Regions from separate parts of the Homo sapiens genome. Here region 1 is linked to region 2. A link is a loop called in an ENCODE intact Hi-C map of the cell type or tissue named here. Cell type or tissue: MCF 10A. All regions are shown on one strand. Links, peaks and the distances in the headings refer to the core of each region. The heading gives the core; the rest is flanking DNA. Region 1 has its middle 37 kb from the start of TLR5. Region 2 has its middle 110 kb from the start of CCDC185.

The links. A loop is a pair of places that touch in the nucleus more often than their neighbours do. Peaks named below come from ENCODE experiments on the same cell type or tissue, not always from the same donor. Only the 100,000 strongest peaks of a DNase experiment are listed, where the experiment ranks them.
Region 1: it touches region 2 in a loop (13-fold over the local background); 1 of 110 quality-filtered maps calls a loop at or near these places.

What each region holds. Positions count from the first base shown.
Region 1 is chr1:223,177,837-223,183,210 of GRCh38, forward strand. No RefSeq gene overlaps it. Among named protein-coding and RNA genes, the nearest start is that of TLR5, 37 kb to the left of the region's middle. In MCF 10A, for the core only: no CTCF peak of the experiment used is centred there; a DNase peak (open chromatin) is centred at 3,185.
Region 2 is chr1:223,497,619-223,502,992 of GRCh38, forward strand. No RefSeq gene overlaps it. Among named protein-coding and RNA genes, the nearest start is that of CCDC185, 110 kb to the left of the region's middle. In MCF 10A, for the core only: no CTCF peak of the experiment used is centred there; a DNase peak (open chromatin) is centred at 3,133.

The sequences.
Region 1 (5,374 bases), core at 194-5,193, 320 kb before region 2:
GTGAGAGAACTCACCCAAGGTCACAGTGAACAAACAGCCCAGCTGGAACTTGAGCTTGGCTTGTCCCTAAACCCGCCAGTGCTGTCAACCACTGTATTCTGGGAATTTGAGGAACAAGGAATGAGGAAGTGGCAGACAGAAAACGGTGCTCGAGTCTGGGGACATTCTGAACACTTTCAGGGAGGCCCAATAAGAAAAGAGAAATGCAGACAAATGAAATAAAGCAGAGGCTGGGAAGCCAACGCCCACAACACGACCAAGACCCCAAGTTCCCAAAGAAAGTGCTTTATTATTTTCAAAATAGCAATGTGTAAAAACGGCTTTTGCAGAAAAGAAGACAAAAAGGCTAACCTTTACTGCACCCCCAATAATGCCAATTCCCCAGCCCTAGCCCAGCAGAACCGTGGGAAAGCAGCCTTTGCTGTATGTATGTAGGCTTTCACTCAGGACAGGTAGATTTTTCATAATGACTTTGCTTTTAATCTAGGGAAGAGTGTAAAATTGCACAGCAAGTCTTGGGGACTCTGACAGCCCAGTGGACCAGGAAGGAATCTCCATCCATCTCTGGGAGTCTCTGGGGTCACAGGGAGCCTGTAAGCCAAGGGGAGGCTGGGGAGGAGGGAGAGCGGCTGGAGAGATTTATACATAGTGCTGTCCTCCCCCTGCCTTGGAATTACAGCACCATGAGAAGCTGTGAGATTAAATGAAGAGCAGGGCCCTGGAGAAGCTAAAGCATCAGTGGGAACAGGGGGTGCAGCAGGTGATAAGCGGGAGATGCAGGTTAATTATGATGCTGGCACACAGGTAGCCCCGGGAGGAAAGCAGAAGCCCTGGGGCGGGTGCATGTGTGTGTGAGTGTGTGTGTGAGTGTGTGCATGGTGGGGGAGGGGAGGGGGAGAGAGAGAGATCCATGATATCCATTTGTGTTTTGGCCCCATTCTTTTTTTTTAAAAAACCTAATCAAATCGATTCTCCTCTCCTACATAGAGGTTTGCATGCCCCACCCCCCACTCTCCTTGCCAATTCATCAATATCCTCATCCTCAGAATTTATCTAAACTACTTTATAGGAAAGATTCTTTTACCTTTAACCCCCTGCACCCCACTGGCCAGGTATGGAAGGATGATTAGACAGCCTGATCCGAAAGAAGGGGCACCAGCAATGACTAGACTAACTCTTCTGGGGAGAGGAAAGTCTCTGAGCTCTGCAGAGCGGAGGAGCCCCTCTCTGATCTGCCTCAGTAAGTCAAGCAGATACGATGCAAATCCACGCCTTCTGAGTTCTGGCTGTGAGAGAGGAGACAACTCCAGGCATTGTCTGGGGTAAGGAGCCCTCTTTGAGGGAGGGGTGCTTTTCTTTCAATGAGTTTAAGCATTTCCTTCACTAGCTTGACTCTGTAGCTGGTTCTTCGATCCAGTCTCCTCAGAGGTCCCCTTCTCTGCTGAAGCATCTCAGATCTTCCTGCTCCTTCTGCCTTCGGCCCCTCTGTGGCTCAGGCTGACCATAGGAACTAATATGCATGTTTGTCAGGCCCTTTCTATTTTTTAATTTTTTTCTCTTACTTATAAATTACCTCAAATGGGTTTTCTATCAAACATCATTTTTGTTATTTTTGGCTTCTGTGTCTCAATTTCTTTCTTTCTTTCTTTCTTTCCTTTCTTCCTTCCTTCCTTCCTTCCTTCCTTCCTTCCTTCCTTCCTTCCTTCCTTTCTTTCTTTTTTTTAAAGATGTGGTTTCGCCATGTGGCCCAGGCTGTCTCCAACTCCTGGGGTCCAGTGATCTTCCCACCTCAGCCTCCTAAAGTGCTGGGGTTGCAGGCGTGAGCCACTGTGCCCAGCCTTTGTCAGGCCCTCTCAAGTCGATGTAGCATTTATTGAGCCCAGTACTGTGTTAGATACCAGGGAATGTCTAAGTCTGAGATACCATCCCTGTTTTCAAGAAACTTGGAGTCTGGTTGGTGACACAAGAATGACCATGAGGCAAAGAGAGACATATATGTAATAAGGTCCCTGAATGGGAGCAAGTCTGTGTGAGATCACTGTATTCAGAGCACATGTGGCCCAAGGACCTTTATTACCAAATAAATCCACGATCAACCCCAGCCTCCCACTGCACACTTTTCTTACTCCAATCCCTTGGTAGCTAAGCTGTGTGACCACAGTGGAATGAAGTAAAGACCAGCAATCTGGGTGGATTTTCCCAAAAGCTTGCCATGTGACCTTGATAAATGGCATCACATGAGTGAAAGTCACAAAATAAACCAGTGGGTCTTGTCCAGTGTCCACTGCAGCCACATGGGGAGGACACAGCCTGGTCCAGGACCTTTCCATCAATTTAATTCCAATAGAATCCAGCCTCTTTCTTTGTATGATTTTGAAGGTAGAGTTGGTTTTGTCTTCTTGCTTACTGCCTCCTTTCGCTTGTTTAAATATTTACCTTACATTTTCCCTACTCTGACTAGGGGAGACATTTTGCTAACTTAAAATAGTTGAGCGACATTGTCCTCCACAGTCCCTTCTGGAGATGTGAATTTCCTTCAAACCTCTGAGATTGGGGTTTAAGCCATCTCTTCTGGAATTCTCTCATGGGGAGATAATTGAGTTCAACCGTTCCTTCATACCAGGACCAGGTACCAGTTGTTAAAGAATTATGGAAAGCTATTCCAGAGAACATGTTGCCCACTTTTAGATATCTGCCTGAGCTCCACAGATTCAGCCAGAGTCCATTTATACAATGCTAAATGAGAGTTTCCCACATACAGGGAACTCTAACATCTCCAGATAAATAGCTCTGCAAGGAGAAAATGCAAATTATGACTTAAAGTCAGCCTCTACTTTTGTGCAGTGCATACCAATGTGGCTTTACCCTTTAGCTAGAGCAATGGAGCTACTACTTCTTTTATGCAGATAGATGCCCTGCATGAGTTTGTTTCCTGAGACTGTTGGAAAAATAAATAGACTATTAGCTACTTGGTTTCCTCTTTAGAAACCCAGCAGGCACAACAGGGAGAGACATTAGTCTTTAAGCACCAGTTCTACGAAACAACCACACCATAGAGCACTTGGAGCGGAACTGAAAAAGGTTAAAACAAGTCCAGAGAAAGGGTGTGGGCAGTCAGATAGTTTAGCAGACGCTAAGCTTGTGCCAGGGACTTTTATAATCAAGGCTTTTGCAATAGTGATTTTGTAACAAGTAAAGAATCCACACACATGAGGAGGAAGTGTAAGAAATCAATTAAAACTTCAGAGAATGAAACGTGGAAGGCATAAAGCACCACACACTAAGAGACAAGGGGAAGAATTAGTCACAGAAATAATCATGAGGAAAGTGCAATTGTGGGATCATACAAGCTGAGGATGCCTAGAGGGATCCCTGGATGTCTGTGAGCTGTAAGGCTCAAGTGGATTCCTGCAGTGCTCAGCAAGCCTCGCCAGGCCCCATGTGCACAGGTGTGGGGTGAGACCATGTGGGAGGTGAGACTGAATGAGGTGGAATGAAAGGATTGATGGGTTTTAAATAGTTGCCAAATTATTCTGCTACATCCAATAGACTCTTCCTCAGTCTTAGAAGAAAACAAGGGGGAAGGCCAGAAAAGGGAGCACAGCAAATCTAACAGTGTGGGGCAGAGGGAGGGAGAGAAAAATGGCACATAATGGGGAGTGCAAAGGAGAAGGCAAAGGGAGAATGAACATTAGGACCTGATAACTGATACTAACATAAATGCAGTGTGTGTATGGGTGTGTGTGTATATACATGTTTCCAGAATGATGGGATAGATGTACTGTTCCCCTTTCCCCATGCTAAAGACAACTAGAAACTCTGGGTTGGTTTATATAAATAAAAGTTAGAAGATTCTGAAAGGCAGAGAGAAGGAGGTGAACCAGCCGGGAATCGTGGGACCTGAGGAATGACACAGTGATGAGCTTGCTGTTTCTTTTTGTTTTTGTTTTTGCTTTTTGTTTTTTTTTTTTGGCTCATATGTCCTGGGCCTGAAGCTGAAGAAGCCAGAAACAGGTGCAGAGAAGGAGAAAAAAAATCAACAAAAAGCTATTCTCTCTAGCTAAAGGATAAGGAAAGAGGCAGCCTAGCAAGGCAGAAGACTTTTAGACGATAACCATTATGCTCCAAACACTACAGTAAAAACTGTGGCCCCATCCCGATCCATGCTAGCAAAGACCTGGTGGGGATCAGAGACTTCCACCCTCATGAGGATATGATGGGGTACTTCAACAACCCCTGCCAGAGTGGTGTCTGAAAAGACCAAGTAGTGAGCCAGGGCTTTCATCTCCAGTAGCTGGTAACAAAGATTCTCCTACTGTGGTGTAAGTAGAGACCATATGGAAATCTGGAACCCTAACTTTCACTCAGTAGTAACAAGGAGTCCCCCAGCTTGGGTGTCAATAGATGATGATTGGAGAATCTTGACGTCTACCCCACGTGGCAGTATCAAGGCAGTGCCTTCCCTCTCCTCTTCCAGGGTGCTGACACAGAAAGCCAGCTAAAACAGAAGGCTTAAGGAAAATTCAGTCGCATAACATAATACAAAAACATCCAGGTTTCAATAAAAAATCAAGCGTCATGCCAAGAACCAGGAAGATCTCAAACTGAATGAAAAAAGACATTCAAAAGAGGCCAGCACCGAGATGACAGAGATGTTAGGATTATCTGATGAAGATTTTAATGCAGGCACAATAAAAACACTTTAGTCAACAATTAGGAACACATTTTAAACAAATGAAAACATCGAAAGCCTCAGCAAAGAAATAGTAGATATAGAGAAGAAACAAATAAAATTTTTAGAACTGAAAAATACCATAACTAAAAAAAAAGAAAAAAAACCCACAACAAAAATACCACAGAACTCAGTGGATGGTCTAGCAGAATGGAGAGGACAGGGGAAAGTGAACTGGAAGATCAGACATGAGAAATTATACAATCTGAATAGCAGAGAGAAAACAGACTGAGAAAAAAAAAAAGAACAGAACCTCAAACACCTAAATTTATGTCACAGGAGTACCAGAAAGAGGATGAGACTGAAAATGTCGTCAAAAAATCATTAAACTTTCCACATCTGGAGTGCAACATAAACCTATAGATTCAATAAGCTGAGAAAATCCCAAACAAGATAAAACCAAAAAAATTTACACCTAGTAGCATTATAATTCACTTTCAGAAAACTAACAATAAAGAAAAAGCCTTGAAAGCAGCCTGTGAAGACAGCTACTTTACCTATAGGGGAGGAAAAATTCAAATGACAGCAGATTCCTCCTAAAAAACCACAGAAGCCAGAAAGAAACAGGACAATATTTTTAAAGTGCTGGAAGAAAACAATTGTCAGTTCAGAATTCTATACCCAGATAAAATATTATTTAGG
Region 2 (5,374 bases), core at 128-5,127:
AATACCCAGGGCTTCCATGGGGGTGTGCTGGGAGGAGGGCAGACCCCTGACTGTAGGACACCACCTCCTCCCCTACCGCTAATTGGACTTTCATGTGAACAAAAAAGAAACTCGTATTGTGTTAGGCCCTGGGGATTTGCGGGTTTATCCGCTACTAATGCAGTGCAAAAAGCTGGAGCCAGGCAAGACAGAAGGACTCCCAGAATCAGCCACAGCTCCTTGAATGAAGCCTCCTGTCTCTAGCAGTGTAGGAGCTGGTGACTGGGGTGAGCCTGGGGTAAGACTGGGGTAAGCTGGTGACTGGGGTGAGACAGGGAGGGTCAGGATCCCGCCTCTAACATTTACAGAAAGTATGTCCTAGGGCCAGGTACTTGCCCTCCCTGGGCCTCAGTCTTCCTCTATAATGCGGAGATAGTATTAGATCATATCTCAGAAGAATGTTCTAAAAGATGCCAGTGAAGGCCCACCAAGACACCCTTTCTCAGTCTGGGCTGCTAACAGCCCTCAGCTGCACCCTTCTCTGGAAAATTGCCTTTGCCCCCTTAAGCCGACTCACCTAGGGATTCCTAAGAAGCTAAACCCCCAGCCCTACACCCTGCCCACCCACCCCACCCTCCCACCCACTGACTGATAAGAGGAACCAAAGCCCTTGCCTCAAGGCAGGGCAACCCCGAGGTATCACCCAGGCTGCAGGTTGCCCGGTCGGGTGGGGCTGAGGCGAGACTCCAGACGGGGCTCCTCTGTGCCTGGCCTCCTCACGAGTTCTTTCTGGCTTCCCTCACTTTCATGTCAATTTCTCCTGTTAGCATTCACTCACTCACTCACTCACTCACTCACTCACTCACTCACTCACTCACTCACTCACTCAGCAGGCCACCTGCATGAGAATCTTCATCTCAAATCTGCTTCTAAAAAAGCCAACCTAAGACAATTGTGAAGATTAGATGCAATTACATGGGTCAACCAGTGCCTGGCATATGGAAGGTGCTTAGTAAAAGTGAGCTAGTACGGTTATCATTCCTCCAAGAGGCAAGGCTGAATGGAGACCCTAGTGGCCTCAGGCTGTAACGGTATTAACTACACCACCCCTGGGAGAGTTCACTCTCAACATTCATTTGTAATGAATGAATGTAAACCCTCAGCAAGGAGGAAAGAAAAATGTGAAACCTGGGTGTCCATGGACACAACTGGTCTCATGAATAAGCCATCAAGTATGAGTGGTTTAAGGGACTCCAAAGCTCACAACTTTCTAAAGTCACAGCTTGCCCCAAGCCCCCTGCTCTCTTCTGACAAGGTTCCTGAAATGCCTTTAGTGTTGTTAAGACTGGGGTAAGCCGGTAACTGGGATGAGACAGGCAGGGTCAGGATCCTGCCTCTACCACTTACAGAAAGTATGTCCGAGGGCCAGCCACTTGTTCTCCCTGGGCCTCATGTTGAAATGATAGAGGTGGGGCCTCATGGGAGGTGCTTGGACTCTTCGTTCTATGTCTTGGTGCCCTCTTCTCAATAATGAGTGAGTTATCACTCTATTAGTTTAGGCAAGAGCTAGTTGTTTAAAGAGCCTGGCACCTCCTCCCTGCTCTTGCTCCCTCTCTCACCATATGCCACACCTGCTCCCCCTTTGTCTTCACCATGAGTAAAAGCTTTCTGAGGCTTCACCAGAAGCCAAGCAGATGCTGAAGCCATGCCTGTGCAGCCTGCAGAACTGTGAGCCAAATAAAACTATCTTGTTTAAAAATTACCCAGCCTTAGGTATTCCTTTATAGCAACACAAACAGACTAATACAACCCCTACTCAAGATTGGTTCTTTGGAGTTTTGGACATGGCTTTAGAATGAAATGAACCTGGGTTCCACTCTGGGCTCTGCCATCCACAAGAGAAGTGTCAAAATCAAGCTCACATCTTAAGCAGAACAGGGCTTGGTACCAAGGAGTCTCCAGGTAGTACGGGTGGTCTGTACCCTGACCCAGGCTCACACTGTGCTTAAGTACTTTTGCACCATTAAAAGAAGTAGCCACAAATTCATAGTGACAGAAAGTACCACAGTGGTTGCCAGGGGCTGGAGGGAGGGGAAACAGGGAATTGGGGTTTAATGGGTTTCACTTTAGTAAAAATGAAAAAGTTCTGGAAATGAAGGGAGGTCATGATTGGACAACAATGTGAATATAATCAGTACAAGTGAACTGTACGCTTAAAAATGGTTAAGATGGTCAATTTTGTGTTATGTGTATTTTACTATGATTAAAGAGAGGGAAAAAAAAAAAAGAACATAATCTGCCAAAGACAAGGTGGCTGTGATGTGTGACTGTACAGTGGCCCAAAAGGGCATGGCTCAAGGAGCCCTCAAGAGTAGCATCTGAAGCAGCCACTGGGACCAGGCTTGCCACCCTTTCAGAGGGGTGTGAGGTGCAGGGCAAAGGGTCTGTAAAGGCTGGCAGGGAAGTGGGAAGCAGTGGAGAGCCAGGACCAGCCCTGGGCACCCAGAGGGGTTAGGGACCCTGCCACCCCTCCCAGGTTTCCAAACAAGGCCTGTGCCTGCCTGGGCTCTGACAGTCAGCCAACAAACAGGCATTTCCAGGTCTGCACCAGGCCCCGGGGATACAAAGAGGAGTGAGAGTTCCTGCCCTCCCTGGATCCTGCGGGGAAGGCTGACAGATACACCAATCCTGTGTCACGGGAACTGGGGATTGGGGGGAATGATGGGCAGGGGGCATCAGGGTTATCTGAGAAAGCTTCCCAGAGGAGGCGGTCCCTGGCTGAATTGAAGAAATTGCTGGGAGCTTCTCAACAAGAGCATTAGAAGGGAGTTGGGGGCACGAAGTGGGTGCTCATGTCAGGAGAAAAATCCACAAAGGCCTCTCATATGCACTCTGCGCCCTCCTCTCATTTTTCCAGGGTCCTGCTCCCAGCTGTGCAAGCTGCAAGGAAGAACGAGCCCCCTCCTCCAAGGCCTCGACGGTCCACTCAGTCACCCACTTAAGAATTCACCAAATAAGTAATGACTAAGTCTGACTGGGAGAAAATGAAAGCTCTCTTGGAGGGGAAAACAAGTTACTCATGCAACCAAGAGCATATCCTTGGCACCCTCCATGAGTGGAGCCACGGCAGGAGGGGCAGACAGGAACAAACGGTGGCCATGAATCATGCTGTGTGCGAGCTCCTTTGTTTCTAAGGCATGTGGTTTCCAGAGAAACCAGGGAACACTGCCTTCAGGTAAACACGCCCACCACCCATGCTTCTTGGAACAGGCTCTGTCCTCCAGGAGCCCCATTAAAGAGGCCTAGCTGCTTACATTTGTCAGTTGTACTTCCACAGGGGGGATTTCAAGTGCTAGCTGGCCAAGTCATCCAACGGGTGGCAATGGACCTTCTGTTGGCCGGGAGCATCCTACCCCGTGCCAGGTCCCTGGTCCCACTCTGCCCACCACCCTCTCACCCCCAGAAGAAGACTCCTCTGGTTGATGAGTTTGGCAGAAGAGTCTTGGTTTGGTCAGTTCAGCCCTTCTGCTCATGCTGACTCTCCCTCCTCCTCCTCTCCCTCCTCCGCTTCCTCCTCCCCCTTCTCCTCCTTCCCCTCCTCCCCCTCCTCCTTTTCCTTTCCCTCCTCCCTCTCCTCCTCCTCCTTTCCCTCCTACTCCTCCTTCTCCTCCTCCTCTTCCTTCATCTTGCCCTTTCCGATTCACTGTCATCAAGCTTGACTTCCCCAGTAGAGAGTTTTACAGCCATGATAACACAGTCCATCTTCTGGAGCTTAAGGCACTTTTACATATTATCTCATTTGTCTTGGCAGCATCTCTGTAAGGTGAAGACTTGATGCAAATAGTAAAATGGTGAGGGCAGGCTGAGGGGCAAGAGCTATAAAGAGACTTTAGTGGGGTTCAGTGCCAAAGTAGGGAAGGACTGGGGGGTCATGGGACTGATGCTCCCAGAGGACCTACTTAGCCGGGACACGGAGCTCCATGACCCCTTCCAATGAGCCTAGAAATGGGCTGCTTTAAAAACAGGAAACGTGGCCAGACGCGGTGGCTCACGCCTGTAATCCCAGCATTTTGGGAGGCCGAGGCGGGTGGATGACCAGAGATCAGAAGTCCAAGACAAGTCTGGCCAACATGGCGAAACCCCGTCTCTGCTAAAAATACAAAAATTAGCTAGGCATGGTGGTGCGTGCCTATAATCCCAGCTACTAGTGGGGGCTGAGACAGGAGGATGGCTTGAACCTGGGAGATGGAGGTTGCAGTGAGCCAAGATCGTGCCACTGTACTCCAGCCTGGGCAACAGACTGAGACTCCATCTCAAAAAAAAAAAAAAAAAAAAAAACCAAAAATGTGCTGTGGAATCAATGTGAAGGAGGGAATTAACTCTGCCTGGGGCATGCGCTCTGAAATGACAATGTGACATTTTTGCTTCACCTCAAAAGATTAGTAGTATGTTTCTAGAAAGACAGGAATGTGCTGGACAGAGAGGCGCCAATGTGCCTGCTTTTTTGGGCACCTGGTGCTTGATGGGGGCCGTGGCCAGTGAGAGGCCTGGCAGTCAGAAGACGTGCTTGAATGTCAGTCTGCAGGAGAGAGGAGCTGAGGGAGGATTTGAAAAGCAGGGAGGTGGGACCGCAGGTGTGCTTTCTGCTAAGTGATGTGCCAGGAGCCAGCGCTGCCCTGGCCCAGGGAAGAGACAAAGAGGGCCTGCATTAGGTCAGGCTCCTGGGAATGAAGATGAGATTCTTCACAGTTCGATGCTGTGAGCATATCACAGGGTTTAGGACATGGCCCTGCCCACAAGGAGCTTGTAACCTGGGGAAATATGAGCTGTAGACCGTGACCCGTTCAAAGGCAATCAACTTAGAGGGGGTATCCCTGAGTCCAACTGAAATAAAATTTCAGAGAAAGGAAAGATCAAGTATGGGTAAGATAAGTCTAAGAAGTCACATGAGGGAGAGAGGTGAGTGTTAACCAAGGGGGGAAGGAAGGCATTTCTTTCTTTCTTTATTTTATTGAAGGATGCCAAGTTGAAAGGAAAGCATTTAGGCGGACGAAAAGGAGGAAGGGCTTTCAGGGGAATGGGGAAGGGGCTGGAGTGAAGGCCCAGAGTTGGGATCAAGTGAGATCTCTTCTGTCAGCATCACATGTGTCCACAGATGGCCCCTTTTTCCTATCAGCCTGCCCTCTATCACCCCATCTTAACCCACACACCTCCCTCTGTTGATATTTGGTAGAAAATAATGAAAGCCATTTTGTGTGTATGTGTGTGTAATATATACATATTTTAGAGACAGGATCTTGCTCTGTCACCCAGGCTATAGTGTAGTGGCACTATCAAGGCTCGCTGCAGCCTTAACCTCCCAGGCTCAAGCAATCATCCTGATTCAGCCTCCCAA